2 separate regions of the Homo sapiens genome follow, and region 1 is linked to region 2. The links are chromatin loops, found by intact Hi-C in ENCODE. Cell type or tissue: breast epithelium. All regions are shown on one strand.

The links. A loop is a pair of places that touch in the nucleus more often than their neighbours do. Peaks named below come from ENCODE experiments on the same cell type or tissue, not always from the same donor. Only the 100,000 strongest peaks of a DNase experiment are listed, where the experiment ranks them.
Region 1: it touches region 2 in a loop (6-fold over the local background); 105 of 110 quality-filtered maps call a loop at or near these places.

The regions. Positions count from the first base shown.
Region 1 is chr18:79,378,052-79,380,551 of GRCh38, forward strand. ATP9B (ATPase phospholipid transporting 9B (putative)) reads left to right here. Exons shown (of 30, transcript NM_198531.5): 30 at 1-232. Among named protein-coding and RNA genes, the nearest start is that of NFATC1, 17 kb to the right of the region's middle. RefSeq lists an enhancer at 802-1,352. In breast epithelium, a CTCF peak has its summit at 1,106 (motif pointing right); a DNase peak (open chromatin) is centred at 1,110.
Region 2 is chr18:79,527,838-79,530,337 of GRCh38, forward strand. NFATC1 (nuclear factor of activated T cells 1) reads left to right here. Exons shown (of 10, transcript NM_001278669.2): 10 at 1-1,486. Among named protein-coding and RNA genes, the nearest start is that of NFATC1, 130 kb to the left of the region's middle. In breast epithelium, a CTCF peak has its summit at 1,113; a DNase peak (open chromatin) is centred at 1,138; H3K27ac peaks cover 258 bases.

The DNA.
Region 1 (2,500 bases), 150 kb before region 2:
TTCTGCAGTTCCCTCATATTCAGATTCTTTCTTTGATGTTATAACACAAAGTCATTCCTACTCAAATGTAATAAAATTGAGGCTCCACGGAGGCCCGTGTCCACATCAGCTGCAGCTCCCACTCAGACAGACGGCCTGCCCCACAGCCTGCCCTTTGCTGAAGATACCCTCGCTTTATACTTGCATTTCGCTTTTCAGTAAAAACAGTCAAGTTACTGAGTTCTCACATAAAGAGCTCTTCTCACACACTCTAAAGGCAAGTTGCGTAAACAGTGGCGTTTCCGAACGCAATTCCATTGCGGCCACCAATGTAAATCATTGCCCAGAGACTTTGCTGCTAGCATGCGTGTCCTTCCCATCCTTTTTCTATTTGCAAAATCACACTCGAACACCATTTCTATATATAGAGATCAGCTGTCCTGTAAAACTCAAATCCCCTAAGATGGCCCACTTGCCTGGTCATGGGTTTCCTATTTTATTTGGCTGGAAACAGGCACCGATTGAGGTGGATGAAAGCCTGTGCGGCTGCCCCGCTGCATTCATGGTGTCGCCCAACCAGACCCCTCGCTTCTGGGAAGCTGGGAAGGTCTTTGGGGCCAGGAGTTCGTTTTCTCAGTTGTGTCCTGTGCCTGGGGTGTTCCTCGAAACCGGTGTGTTGTGCCGTCGTCTGCAGCCATGCCTGTTCTTGGAGGCCTCAGCAGAAGTTGGTCAAACGCCAGGCCTCTTGTCTCAAAGGAGAGTTTCTCCGTATTTTCCACGCAGGCGGCAGCCTCCGCCAGGAGTTTCACCTGTTCATTTTCTTCCGCGTCGTTTCCCATCAGGGTGGGCCCCGTCACCTGAAATGCTGGCGGAGCTGTGTGCGTGGGGTTCCGAAGGCGTTTCACCAACCAGCGGAGGGACTGCCCAGCACCCACCCGCCCTCCCCCGCAGCTTTTCAGAGGAGAAAATAGGCACAGAGAGCAATCAAGCTGCCTTTCTTCCCGATACCGCATCAGCGCCTGTTGAATGGAATTCCTCTGCCGTCATCTGTCGGCGCTGGAGCATCCTGAGTTTCCGGACGGGCCCGGCCCTGCGAGGGCGCGATTTCCTGCGCTCCCACAAGGTGTCGCTGGCGTCCGCTCGGTGATGTGGGCGCGTCTGGTCGCTGCCGGAGGCTGCCTGGGAGTTTCCCTTCTGTGCCCCGAGTTGGTGTCTCCTGGAAGTCACGTCCTGGCTGGGGCTGACTTGGATTTCACCTGTCTTTTCGCTTCTGCCGCAGCAGTTTGCGTTAGGGGCATTGGGACGGTAGAAATCTTAAGTCCACAGCCAGCAGCTCAGGAGATGGGGTCACACACTCAGGCCTCGGGGGTGGAGGCCAAGGGCAAATCAGAGGCTGCTCCCCCGTGCACCTTTAAAAGTAAACCACCCACCTGTGAAACTGACTAATAGAATAATAACATTGTCGATAACCTCAGAAAAGCTGAACCCCTGAGCCTTTGGGAATAACACTGCAGTACAGCTTTCAGATACAGAAACGACCAGCCTTCGATCAGTTGGATCCTGATTGGGAGACAGTTGAAGATTTGTCTCAAGAAATCGAGATGTATTAAGGGCAGGTAGAGACTGGAGGAGGAAGGGGTCTTTTCCTCCGTAAACGAAAATCACCCCCTGCGGGGGCTGCTGCTGTGAGGGTTAAATGAGATGCACAGGGCGTTCCCAGCAGACGACGGGCATGCAGCAAGGCAATCAGAACGGGGTCTGTGACACGGATTTTCTGCTAAAGAAAATAATAGCCCACTAAAGGGTCATTAGATCGGCATTAGATCTAGTTCCAGCTCTAGTTCAGGAGCCAGCTCGGGTCAGGCGAGGGGTGGAGAGGCTGTGTTTCCACCTGCTTGCGGCGTAACCTCATCGCTTTTTAGGTTCTGGACCTGTGTCAGCCCTAGAAATTCTGAGCCGGCCGTACAGCCCCAGAGGCCTTCAGGAGGGCGCCCAGCCTGGGGAGAGCATTCTGCATGTGTGGAGTCGGCGGTGCTGCATGAGCAGGAGCCCATTCCTCGCTTCTGCGTGTCATGGGCAGCGTCCAGTGCCGCGCTGGCCCCGTGTTTCTAGGTTTACATGTAGAGGCGTGACCCTCACGGTCCTGTCCGCGGCCCGGAATAGCTGGTCACAGGAAGGTGCGTGCTGCGGAAGAACCAGCAGGGCCCGCAGCCTCGGGAGACTCCTTGGAAAGGGGAGGTTGAAGCCGAGACCGGGAAGATACAAGCAAAGCCTGTCATCAGAGCAGCTCATGCTCAGACCCGAGACTGGGGCCTGGTGCTCTGGGGTGATGAGAGCAGAGTGCCAGCCGCTCAGCAGGGGCGGCAGGCAGGCGAGGATTCGCTACTGCTTTCCATAGTCTCATCCGATTCCAGTTCAGTGACGGCCAGGCCTTGAGGGCCGCACTGCGTTCCTGGAGCCCATAAGTCTGTACCCCCGATGGCCACCACCAGTGCCTTCCTCTCCTGTGAGGGCCCAGCAG
Region 2 (2,500 bases):
CCACCGTGCAGGGGCCTTTCATGGGAACGGCCCACACGCAGTTTGACCCCACGCCCAGCCCTTCTGGCACCCCTGGGGTTCAATACTGGAAGTGCCTTATTTAACCAGACCATCAGGGCATCATAGAATTGAGCATTGAATTTGCTACTGTAGGAGTATTTTTAGGAGCAGAAACTGCAAACACATTTCATTGTGAGGTTTTACCCTCTGTATGAATGAAGAGAACGCTGGAAGGCTGCGAGAGGACTCTAGTATGAGTCTCCAACATTTGGAACGTTTCCTGGGCTGTCACGTACACTCCTGCTGCCTTACACAGTGCATTTTAGAATCTTCCAGTCTGTCATCTCAGCTCTTTTGTAACATGCTTCCCTTGTCTGCGCGGTTGAAACCGTAGGCTTGTTCATAGTCGCATGCTCGCATCTTTGTTTTTAATCTGGCTTCGAACATAGCACAAGTAACTTGAATAGCACATCAATAGGTTACTGGACAAAAGCAGAAAAACCTGTTACAGGATAGCCTGCATTTGCATGTGTGTACATATCTAGGCATCTATTTATGTATAAATAATAACAGAGCCGACGTGTCCTCGCCCAGGAGGGCTTCCCTGTCAGCAATAACCGGCATCCGTTTTGGAACCTGCGTCTGGGGCTCCAGTCGCTGCTCTTGCTGGCGTCCATCGCCGCCTCGGACGGCCGTGCATTTTCTCGTCTCACGCAGTTCGAGGAGGACCCTAGAAAGCCAGGAGCTGTGATTGACAGTAGCTGTAGGTTACCAGACGGCAACATTAGAAAGTGATTGTAAATAACATGCAACCTAAGTGTAATATATTTGTTCAGTTATAAGATGATTGTTTCACAGAAGCCTTACCACTCTCTGCTTCATCTAAGAAAACCAATACCAAAAACGCCACTTTAATGCTCAGCCCTGCGTTGTGTGTTTTCAGATGAGTTACTGTTAACAGGTAGGTTTGTGTAGGCCTTGCTGGGCACTCTGTACAATTAGTTGCTTATTACGTATGATTACTCACAGCGATCTATTGTTCCATATAACCAAAAAGCATGGTTTATTCATTGAAACACGGTTGACCTGAACTCGTGCCTTAGGAATTAATGCCCCCTTATGGAACCTGCCTGAATTGCACCTGCGGGTGGAGGCTCCGGCTGTGAAGTCACTGAACAGAACGTCGCTGATGGAGAAAGGGCTCCCGCAGAAGGAACGGCCTGTACCGTGCGCTCCGGCACAATCGCGTCTCTTGTGTCTCACTCACGGAAAGAAACAACCTGAAGGCCATCCCGTCGGTCTGCACGTAACCGTGAAGACGTGTGGCCGCGTCCCACCTGCGGCTGGGTACCCTGCACCCGGCACTGTAGGAGTCACGTGCAGCCTTTCTCAGGGGACTGTCATTGAAAAGGAAACGTTTGATGTCTGTGTCAGCTGTCTTTGTAGTTAGGAAATAGATCCAATAAAGCCGTATTTTTTTGCTGGACAGGCGTAGTCTGCGAGTGGTTCATGATACGCGTGGAAGATGCCGCTTTGTTCTCAGAGTGTGTTTTCAGTGGCGTGTACTTGGATCGTCTGTGAAATGAACCTCGTGTTGGGAAGGCTGTGTAGACGCGGCCATTCGCCGTTGGAAGGGCATCTTGCCAGTAGAGCTGTTCCCTTTCTTCTATGTTTAGGTAAAAACCTGCCGTAGAAATTTGCGAGACGCCGGATAGTTCCCAGGCCCTGTAACTGAAGCAGCTCAGAAATGTTCATCCGGGCGAGGTGGAGAAGGAACTCCTGCTAGTGCCAAATGTTTTTGCTCAGAGGAATATCCTGGGTGAGGCTCTGGCCACACACACAGTCACACGCCATTTGACAATCATCTGGCGAGGAAACGTGTGGAAACCCACAGGTTCTCACCGTCTCTCCCCGCTTCTTAAAGCTGCTCTTCCCCTTTTCCCCACCAAAGCTCCCTACTTCACGTTTGGGTGGGAAAATATTACCTGGCCATGAGTTAAAATATGAAACTTGGAACTTCTACAGTAATTATTGTTCTCATCTTTCAGGAACATTTTTCATTTAGGACTTTATAAAATGCAAGAATTCTGATTTCTTTTGCTCAGAGGTGTACAGATTGAGTTAAAGGACTAGGGAAGTCATCACCACCTAAAGCGATTAGTAAGCATCTATCCCCCAGTTTTCTGCGTTTGACAATATCTGAAGTGAGCCTGAGAACGTCGTCGAAGGTCCCGCGTGGGGTGGCGTGAGGAGAGCACAGAGGCCGGCGTTTGGGGGAGCTGGGAGGAGACCTCACAGGCATCAGGAGCCCTCGGCTCTCCGAGTAGGGGAGGTCCCGCGTGGGGTGGCGTGAGGAGAGCACAGAGGCCACTGTTCTGGGGGGAGCCCTCAGCTCTCAGCAAGTAGGGGAGAGCTGGTTAAGCCCTTGCTTTTCTCCAACTGGCCCCAGTCGGGGCCTAACAGAGCCTTGGACTGTTCAACCCGGAGGCGGCCAGCACGC